Linked DNA regions of Homo sapiens: region 1 is linked to region 2. Evidence: chromatin loops called from intact Hi-C (ENCODE). Cell type or tissue: ascending aorta. All regions are shown on one strand. Each heading gives the region's core, and the rest is flanking DNA. Links, peaks and the distances in the headings are about the cores only.

Evidence for each region. A loop is a pair of places that touch in the nucleus more often than their neighbours do. Peaks named below come from ENCODE experiments on the same cell type or tissue, not always from the same donor. Only the 100,000 strongest peaks of a DNase experiment are listed, where the experiment ranks them.
Region 1: a loop joins it to region 2, with 2.3 times the contacts of the local background. A loop is called at or near these places in 5 of 110 quality-filtered maps.

Annotation. Positions count from the first base shown.
Region 1 is chr18:48,619,924-48,625,301 of GRCh38, forward strand. The region is part of intron 2 of CTIF (cap binding complex dependent translation initiation factor); the gene reads left to right. Among named protein-coding and RNA genes, the nearest start is that of MIR4743, 48 kb to the right of the region's middle. RefSeq lists an enhancer at 3,249-3,428. In ascending aorta, for the core only: no CTCF peak of the experiment used is centred there; a DNase peak (open chromatin) is centred at 3,164; H3K27ac peaks cover 3,619 bases.
Region 2 is chr18:48,485,544-48,490,921 of GRCh38, forward strand. No RefSeq gene overlaps it. Among named protein-coding and RNA genes, the nearest start is that of CTIF, 51 kb to the right of the region's middle. In ascending aorta, for the core only: no CTCF peak of the experiment used is centred there; a DNase peak (open chromatin) is centred at 3,188; H3K27ac peaks cover 1,336 bases.

The sequences.
Region 1 (5,378 bases), core at 267-5,266, 130 kb after region 2:
TGGCTGTGCACCCCGTCCCTCTAACCCACCTCCACTCCTCCCTATCCAATGAGGCTTTGAGGCCCAGCCAGGCCCACATGTCTTTGAACATACGTCTCTTGAGTACTGACTATGTGCTGAACGCTGTTCCCTGTCCTCAATAAGCTTATGTTCTAGGAGAGATCTGGAGGTTTCGCTTCTCCATAATGCATACCATCAAAGAACTATAACTTGTGAATATTTTCTGTGATTTCAAATACAAGTAGTTGTTGGTAGCCAAAGGAATGATTGTTAGTAGCCAAAGTCTCGTGGGATTCTCACCCAGGGCTCTGTATGTCAGACATACTTAGACATATGAGGCAATCCAACCAGCGTCATGTTTGGTCCTGCACCCTCCTGCCTCAGTCTGTGGCATCCCTGACCTTGGAGGGGAGATGGACTCATCTGAAAGATTGTGAGCTGAGATTTGAAAGTCTTGGCTTCTCCCTCATAAAGTATGAATGCATTAAGGATAGGGACCCTATCAAGCATATCTTTGCCTAACACCACAAATCCTCAGCAGATTTTTGTTCAAGAGCTGCTTCCAGATTGGCTTCTAGCTGCCAGTGTGACCTTGGGCAGAACCTTCAATGTCTGTGGGGCTGTGTTTTCTTATCTGGCAAATGGGAATTATGCTGTTGCCTCGGGAATGTTGGAAGGTCAAAGACAGTAAGAAGTACAAAAGCTGCAGAGAATCAGTGCTGCCTGCACAAGCATGTACAGGAGAGTCCCCTGTCTTATCTGGAGTCAGGGTTCTGGGGATCCGCCTCTCGTGCGTGTTATCCCATCTCCAAGCCTGGGACTCCTGGGACAATCAGAAGGTGAGCTACCTGGGTGCACCCTGCTTTGGGAAAAGGCTGAGTCCAACCACCTGGCTCACTTTTTGGGTGGGACCCCTAGCTTTTTAGAAGCCAGAACAAACTTTTGGCTTTGCTGGAACTCAGACCAGGAGTCACTCTGGGAAATGCTGAAGCCACAGTAATCCCATGCCCTGTCCCCACTGGGAAGCAGGGGACAGAAAATAGTCCTGAGGGAGAAAAAAAAAAATAGATGTGATGCTTTCTTTAGTGTCCTTGAGGTTCTAAAATCACAAGTAATGCAAGCTTATAATTTGTTTGTTATTCAATCCATGAGTGTTTAACAAGCTTCTATTCTGTGCCAGGCACTATTCTAGGACTCGTATCTAGGATTGAGCAAAAAAGCCCTGCCCTCATGGACTGTGTATTCTACTCGTGGATGATCATTGCGATGGAGAAAAGTAAAGCGGAAAATGGAACGGGGAGTGAGGAGGAGCAGGAGGGGCTTGCAGTTTTAAGTAGCGTAGTCAGGGAAGCTGGCATGGAGGGGAGGGAGGGGTGGGTAGTGGAGATATCCGGATAGGAACATCTGGGCAGAAGGACCAGCCTGTGCCAGGGCTGGGCTGGAAGAAGAGTCCGGGCCCAGCCAGGAGGCCAGGGTGCTGGAGCAGAGGATGAGGGAGGGAGAGCTGCGGAGATGAGTCAGAGGGATGATGAGGACTGTGTCGTCAGGAGGTGCGAGTCCTGAGCCCTGGAGTGGCCCCACATGAGGAAGAAAGAATGTGAGGAGAAGTGAGCCTAGAGACCAGTGAGGCAGGAGGGAACCAGGCTGCTCCTGGAGCCCAGGAGGGGAGTCGAGGGAGTGGGATGGGGAGACTGCCTTGCGGGCCACTGCCAGGCCAGGTAAGAGGGGCTGAGAATGGCTGACTGAGCAGGGGGCCGTGACGGGGAAGTTTCCACTGAGCGGTGAAGGCAGAAGCCTGCCTGTGGCCAGCTCAAGGAACAGAAGGAGATGGCCTGGAGACTAGGAGAATAGTACAACTGTTTTGAGGAGTTTAGCTGTAAAGGGGAGAGACATGTGGTGGTATTTGGGGGAAATAAGGTCAAAATAGGAGCATTGACCTGTGTGTTCAATCCAGGGGCAAGTCAGGGGTTGCTGGAGCCCTGGCCTATCCCCAGCCCCCAGCGGTTCATCCACAATGACAGGAGGGAGTGGCAGGTGTGGGGCCGCGCATCTAAAATGGCTCCTGCAGCACAGCTGTGGTTTCTCTCCAGCGGCTTGCGGCCACGAAGGTGCAGAGGCAGAGTTACAAAGATGACTTTAACCAGGGTGGAGGTTTCTCCAGGGAATACAGTGGAGGAGAGAGGGGTGAGGGAGGCACAGGAGTGATGATGGTGAGTCACCTGGATGCTGAGCCAGGCCAGGACGGGAGTGGGTACCTGAGGTGGTTGTGGAGGCTGACAGGTGGTAGGGTCAGTGGATTGGAGGCCACCCAAAGAATTGTAATCCTGGTAGCAAAGAGACTGAGCTAGAAAGATGGTGGGGGTGTGGCGTGTGTCCAGGAGTGGGGTGTTTGAAATCAGAGGTGGAGGAATGCAGTCATGGGTCAGGAGAGGGCTGGGTGTGAGCATGGGAGTGTGTGGGGGAGAGGGAGAGGCCAGGAGGAGAGCGGGTCGTGAAACTCAGATCCATCTTCATGGATCTTGAAATCACCAAGAAAGGACAAAAGGATGTGGGAAAGGGTGGCTGTGATACAGGAGAAAAGTCCTTGAGGAATGTGGGAGCAAGGTGGTGGCTGGGTGGCCTGGCGGTCTACAGCTGACCGCATGGAGGGTCTTGTCTGGTGGTGCATTAACTTATTTGCATAATCCTTTTTTTAATATACAAACTATGCTTATTGCACAGCTAATAGTACCATGATCTGAAGTGGAAGGAGGAGGAGGATTAGGATAGATTGGAAAATTGTAAGGGAAATTAACCTCTTTAGATTGTCTAGGGCAGGAACTAAGTGAACCAACTTTTGCAGTCCCCTGGAAGCCCCTAGAGCTGACTTCCCCAGGAGCAGGGCCTGTGGATGGGCATATGGGCTGGCTGGGTACCCCCTGTTGTGGGCTGCCTGCCTTTTCAGCTGTGTGGCATCCAGGCCTGCAGCAGGGCATCCTCCAAAGGTTCCTCCAGCTGAAATTTGCTCTACCTGGAGGAGCCAAGGAAGCCTCAAAGCTTCACCCCAGAGGTATGCGTGGCTGATGGTAGAATTTCTGTGCCCAGAGCAGCCAGCGGGGACATAGTTTTGAAAGGAGGTGCCCTCCCAGCGCTTTCAGTCTGGGCTCTGTGCTTCTGGCACCAGCTCCAGGGATCAGTGGGGCCTGACTCACGCTTGGATGCCCCCATCTGTGTGGCGGGCAAGGCAAGGCTGTGGAGGGGCTTTCAGACTGACGTCTGCTGTGAAGTGTGGTGTGGAGAACACCTGTGTGGTGTGACATTTGGATGCATTCTCTAAACTTTCTTCATGCTCTGGAATTCCCTCGAAGAATGCAGACACCTGGCAGGATGCTGGGGCCTGCAGGCCTGCCTGCTGCTGCCGGAAAGGGAGGATGTTTCAATCCTGCCCCTACCGCGCCCCTGCCTCCCCGATCCCCACAGTCACACACACACCTGGGGTACCGACTCTGGAAGAGGGACGGCTGTGGCCCACTCTCAGGAAGGCCAGGGTTAGCTGTGTCTACATAAGATACTTTTTAAAAAAATTCTCTATTAACACAGCTTTATGGGAAATATTTCTGCTAAAGCACTTTGGCTTGTTTTTTTTTTTAATCTGATGACTAGTTTAAATGGAAGCCAAAAAGAAAAAAAAAAACAGCAAACACTCAGGGAATGTTCCTGTCTGCCTGTGTGGTATTTTGATGTTTCTGGGGAGGAAATTTGTTAAGAAGCTTGGAAACCTTGAGAAGACCTGAGGGAGTGGAGAGGAATGTTGCTCTTCAGCTGGTGAGGTCATTTTTTAGGATCTGAGAAGTGACAGTTGACACTCAGGGAGAAAATATCTCATGATGTTTGTACACTTGTGTTCCTCTCGTCCTTCCCAGTAACAACTAGAAAGAAATGAAGGATGGATGGATGGATGGATGGATGGATGGCTGGCTGGCTGGATGGATGGATAGACAGACAGATAGATAATACATAGATAATAGATAGATAAGATAGATAGATAGATCAGTTTTCCTGTCTCTTAGATGAATAACCAAGACAATGTGTGTTTTAAGTTTGCCAACATTTTCTGGATGCCATGTTTAACATCATACCTCTCCCCATGCTTGACACCACGCCCCTCCCCATGTTTGACACCACGCCCCTCCCCATGCTTGACACCACACCCCTCCCCATGCTTGACACCACGCCCCTCCCCATGCTTGACACCACGCCCCTCCCCCGTATTTTACATCGTACCCCTCCCCCATGTTTCAGGAGCACCTGCTGTCCAATAGATTGGAAGTCCCCACAGTCACTCTATCCTTGGGAGGAGGAGGGATTTTAGCCCTATTCTAAAGGAGGGAAACTGAGGCACAGAAATGGAGCATGGCCAAACCCCACTGCTGGGTGGTGGCTGAGCTGGGCTCTGGAGCCCCATCCCCACCCCACCTACTTCTGGTTTCCTGCTCCGTACAGGCCATGACTGATTGGGTGTTGGGTGGTTAATATAGATTTCTTTCCTATAGAAAGAAAATTAGGTCTCCAAATCTCATTGACCACTAATCTTTTGGGGAAGAGATTAGGATGTTGTAAGTGGGGAAAATTTTGGCACATGTGATGTTCGTGGATGATCTAGTGGATCACCAGAAAGCTTGGAAGCAGTATGCAACTCTGAGCGAGCATGAACTCACTTAGGGAGCTGTGAGAAATACTGATGTACAGGCCCCACTGCTAGAGATGCAGGCAAAGGTGAGGGGCCTGGGCCTGAACTATTCATAAGCCTGTGCATGACTCTGATTGCCACAGTGGGAGCAGGGCTGTCTCCTTTCTCCCCCTCCATGGCCTGCTGCCCCGATCCAGTCTCTTGGAAAGATAACATGTAGGAACCCTATGAAGATACATTTAATGACAGCATAGTTTCCAGTAAATTCTTGTTAAGGGGTCAAATTAAGAGCCAGTGAGAGTGAAGATCACTTCCTATAGCCCTATTTTGATGCTTTCCGGCACTTGGAAACCCTGGGTTTCATCTAAAATGCAGTGATCTTTACAAAGGGGTGCAGCAGTGGCAATGAATAGGATAGGGTGAGAGTGTTCAGATCGGCTCAATGGCTTTTCCTAACAAGTTTCTCCTCTTTCTCTTTACGTCTCTCCTTTCATTCTGCCTTCCCTGTTCACTGTTCCCTCGCCCTTTTTCTAAAATCCCATCTCTTCATTTCCTTCTGCCCTTAAATTCATTTTTCCTGATGTCTTTGCTCACAGGAGGAAGTACTCAATGGTGGACCACCCATGAAAGGCTTAACAGAAGAAGTGAGTTTATAGGAGGACTGCGGGGTGGTTCAGCATGGGGGATTTATTATATATTTTCCCCTTAT
Region 2 (5,378 bases), core at 245-5,244:
GAGGCTGAGGCAGGAGAAACACTTGAACCTGGGAAGTGGAGGTTGCAGTGAGCTGAGACTGCGCCACTGCACTCCAGCCTGGAGACAGAGCAAGAGTCTGTCTAAAAAAAGAAGAAGAAGAAGAAGAAGAGTCTTGCTCCTCTCCATATGAATATGGGCCATCTTCCTTGACACTTGAATGCAGCAGAAGTAATGTGCTCGAGCTTCTGAGCTAAGTCATGAGGCCTTGCTGCTTCTTCCTTGGACTCTTAGAATCCTTGCTTTTGGGACACTTTCCCTAGGAAGCCCATTACCATGCTGTGAGAAGTCCAAGCCACATGGACAGCCACACGCAGGCTTTCCAGTCAACAGCTCCATCTCCCAGCCAACGGCATCATCTGCCATGTAAGTGAGCCATTTCAGGTGTCAGCTCATTCAAGCCTTCAGATGACTCTACGACCAGCTGCCATTTGACTGAAAATACGTACGAGATCCTAAGTAAGAATCACCCAGCTGAGCCCAACCAGCCAACAAAATCATAAGTGATAATACTGTCTGTTTTAAGTCACTAAGTCTGGGAGTGGTGTGTTATACCAGTAGACAAGACAACTTCTCAGGTATGAGTCCTGGACCAGAGATCCAGATAATGGGTGTTACCAGCTTTGAGACATCAAAGGAATGCATCAGGGTACCATGGGCTAAAGAGGGTTGACAGGGGCCTCTCACAATAGATATTCAGTAAATATTTGTTGAATGAACAAGCAAATGAATGAATGAAAGTGGGGATGGCAAGAACAGATTTCTCATCCTTCCTAGCCTCAGGAAGGCCTGGCTCTCTTCAGCTACCAGCACACTGTTGTTTCCAAAGCTGTGTCCCCAGCCAGCCCTGGCCATGATGGAGGGGTGTGTCTGGGGACCTTCCTTAGCCTCTCACCCTGGGAAACTAAAAGGGCTTCCTTCTCAGGGTTCAGGCAGCTTCCCTTCTCATCCTGCTCTTCCTCTAATCCATAGCTCTCCAATACTTTTTAGTTCACAAGAGTTTTCCTTTCCAAGACAACCACATGTTTCTACCCTATTATAATGGCCACTTCTAGAAGCCAGCCCCAAAGAGGCTGACTGTCTCCATTTTTTTAATCTCTAGCAGCTCTCCACACCCCTACAATGACTCCAGGAACCCCATAATAATGGTCATGAGAGTACAAGTCTGTTTTCTACTGTGCCAGGATCCACAAAAAGGAAGCTCAGAGCAGGAAAAGCTTTTGCTCTTCTCTGAGTCTTGAAGTCTGGATTTATTCCTTCCTCAATCACTTATTGTAAAACTTTAAGCAAATACTTAGATTTACAGCCTTATTGTCCCCCACATCACAAGGTTATTATGAGGAGTAAGTGGGAGGGTGTTTATGTAACCTAGCACAGATCTGGGACCCGTGAGACATTCTGTAAATATCCATTTGACCATTAATTTTTTTCCACCATTGCAGGAGATAAGGTTGCAACATTCCTACCCAAGGAGCTCTGACTTTGGAGTTTCTCTCTAGTTTATAAGTACCACACCAAACAGTCTCCTAAAAGAGTACTAAAACGGTGTCTTTTCTTACATTCTAAGACATCATTAGTAAGGGAATGATTTAAACGGGGTTTCCACTCTCCTTGTTGTCTCTCCTTGTCTCTCTCTTCTTTTAGGAAAACTGTGCCCCAGCTAAATCAGAGAACACAGAGGGGATTCTTCCCTGTCACCCTAAAGTCTTCCCCTCTGAGTTTTTCTGGCCTCTCTCCCCTGAGAAGTAGGCAGCTATCTTTCATGCCTCTATCCCTTGGGGTTCCTCAAAAGAACTGAGCATCAGCCTGGTAGAAGGGAGAGAATACTGGAAAAAGATGCAGGAGTTTTGGTGTCCAGTTCCAGCTCTTTAACTCACTTTTTAAATAACCAAAGTTGTCTGAATATGTGATGAGCAGGTAGTAAGATATCTGCCACTGGAGGTTTTCAAGCACGATTGAGAAAACTACGTGGCCAGGACACTGTGAAAAGGACTCAAGCATTGGATGAATTATTATTATTATTATTATTATTTTTTTTTTTTGAGATGGAGTCTCGCTCTTGTTGCCCAAATCTGGAGTGCAATGGCGCCATCTTGGCTCACTGCAACTTCTGCCTCCCAGGTTCAAGCGATTTTCCTACCTCAGCCTCCCAAGTAGCTGGGATTACAAGCACCTACCATCATGACTGGCCAATGTTTGTATTTTTAATAGAGAAGGGGTTTCACCATGTTGACCAGGCTGGTCTCGAACTCCTAATCTCAGGTAATCTGCCTGCCTCGGCCTCCCAAAATGCTGGGATTATAAGCATGAGCCATCATGCTCAGCCGAGCATTGGATGAATTATTGAATGACATGACTTCCTCCCAAGAATTTTAAGTGTCTTTCTAACTCTTGAGATTAAATGAATTTATATTGTGACTGAAATTAATTAAAACTGAGCACTAGTTTCCTCATCTGTAAGACAAGAGGGTTGAACTAAATGTTAGCTAAGGCCTCTTACATCACCATCACCCACCACCTCCTCCACAACAATTCAGCTTACCCAGGTTGGCCTACCCTGCTTGACTCTATTCTACTCTAACCAGGTTGCTCCCCTGGGTCAGGGAAAACATTTCCCCAGATAGGACCAAGGCAAGAACGCAGGGGTACTGGGGGCATGTGGTCACCGAGAAGCCAGCCAGTTTGTATTGCCCGTGTCCTGTGAAATCAAAGACTTAGATCTATGACAAAGAACTACATACTGAGAAGGTTAAGAGGTACTCAATGAAGACATAAAAAGTCGACAGTCAGGAAGGAGCTGGGGACTTCAGCAGCAACTCAGAGTCCACTGCCAGGTCAGGACCACCTGTGCCGGCTGCTGCCTAATCTGATATATATACAACAGCACGGTCTACATTCATTGTCAGCCATCCTCACACAAACGTCATCCACAGGAGAGGGTCTTGGCCAGAGCAGAAATCAACAAGACTATGACTTGGAAATTCTAGGGGGAGGGGAGGCCTCTAGCCTCAGGAATTTTGTCACCCAGGTCAGGGTCTGTATAATAGCCTTCTTAAGAGACAAAAAGGGCACTCACAGAGATTTGGACCAGGGCTGGCCTCCATCCAGCTTTCTACATTATCTTGAGCTCACTTGGTGAGATAACATAGCTAGCAGCTTCTGCATTCCTTCCTGGAATGCCTGTGATGTTTGGAGCCCTGCCACATGGCTCAGGCATTAATCATCAACCAGTGGATAAATGTTGACTGAGCATACTCTGTTAGGTCCCTGGTGTGCCTAAGAAGAGGGGTACCCTTTCCCTTTGGAAGGTTGCAGAAGATATATACCCATTAAAAGACTATTTAAAATCTTGACTAGTTAGTGATAACTTCCTTAAGAGTATAGGTGCTAATGAATTTCAGAAGAGAATGATATCCCTTTGGGGTGGAATGGTTCAGGGAGACATCTTGAGAAATACAATATGGGCATTAAGGGGTCAGTGGGATTGTAAATGTCCTAGGGGAAGAGGTGTCAAGACTGGGAGGTCACTAAGGACCTGAATGAGCAAGCTGTGCTGGGGACAGAACTAAGACCTGCTGGCTGAAGAGGGTCCTGAGCAAGGGGGAAAAAGAGACAGAAACTTAACTAATAACTATTTATGCATGTTTACACTTTTCACCCCAAGCAGAGAGCTGGCTCCTGAAGGTCAGCTTTGTACCAGGAAGTACTCCTTTCTTGCACAGAATTTTGAAATTGCTAGTTATCTTTTTTTTCCCTTGCATTGTTCATCTTAATTCCATTGTTAAGATGTCTTAATTACCACAAATAATATCAGATATCTTTCTCAGACATCTCTTTCTTGGAGCCTTCCACTCCTGCTCTATTCTGACCCACTGAGTTCTGGGTGTGTTGCCTGAGGTTTGCTTTCTTGACTCTCCTAGGTTGGATATGCAACAATGCAATACACACTTTTCTCCAGGCAAGCTCCGTTGGACAACTTCCCCAGAAAAGAGGCTTGGCCAAAGCCAAAATCAGCCAGATTGTGACAAGGAAATTCCAGGAGAGGGCAGGAGGCTAACCTGGGGGATTTTATTGCCCAGGGAAGGATGATATGACACTAAGTGGTGAAATGGCACGGCTTCTCTCTCTGTTGGTTTATCCCTGATTTGGGTGGAGCCTGTCCTGGAATGGCCTTCTCAGAAAAGAAATGCTCACTTCCAGCATTACCTCTCACAAGCAGGCTTTGTCTGCTGCATGCTGCATATACCCTTATATGCATATACCCTTATAATGTTATACGCCTTTTTTCCATATGTTTCTAGATCAGTGGCTGTCTATCTCTACATTGGGCACTCAATAATAAAAGAAGGTATCTGATTGTGTGTCCTCACAGCCCCCAGGCTGAGAATTTCTGCCCAAGGCTCAGTGGTGATCTTTCCTCAGGAGACCTTCAGTTCAGTGAATAAATGAATGACATAATAAACTTTATCCTATGTACCAATAAATAGATACACCTGCTATGGACCCATAAAAATTAGAAATTAAAAATCTAAGAAATACATATTGTTTATTAAAACAAAAAATAAAAATAAATAAACTTTGTCCTGAGAGCACTGGAGAGCCATGATGGAAAGTTAAAGTACTTTAGACCTGGGCATGACACAAGCAAATTTTCAGTTTATAAAGATTACAGTGGCAGTCAAGTGGAGAATGGATTAGTTTGGAAGAGTGCTAGAGGGCAGGAGACAATTGGGAAAATATTGTGGGTCACCCAAGGAGACGTTAAGAAACCTAATGGAGGCACTGCCCCCTTTCGGTACTTAGCATATTCATTCATTCATTCAACAAATATTTATCAAGTCCCTAACATGGGTCGGGCAATATTGTAAGCATTAGGAATTATTACTGAGAACAAGAGGGGTATGTACCAGATTGTTTTGTTATTTAACTGTTCCAATTAACTTATACCTTGGCCAAATTAGAGTTTTCCTTTACAGTTTGCTCAATAAACAGGAATTGAATTGAATGGAAACAATACAACAATTCTGATAAAACCCAGAGCTTGAAAGATAGATGATTAAACCTTGGATGGAAGAGATGAGATGTTACAAGGACAACATGAAAAATTCCCATATCTGGGTTTCTAAATTACCCACAAGTGCCAGCATACCATGACTGGGGGAAACACTGTAACTTGGTCTGTGTGTTCTCTTTTGACAGTTCTCAGGCGCATACCCAGTCTGGCTGAGGCCTGAGTCAGTGGAATCTTCTGGTTCCCCACACTTTCAGACCATCACTCTGCACTCCCTGCTGAAGCTCCCATATGCATTTGGGTGGAGATTGAAACTAACACTTTCCAGAGAATGTGGAGGAGGGAAAAG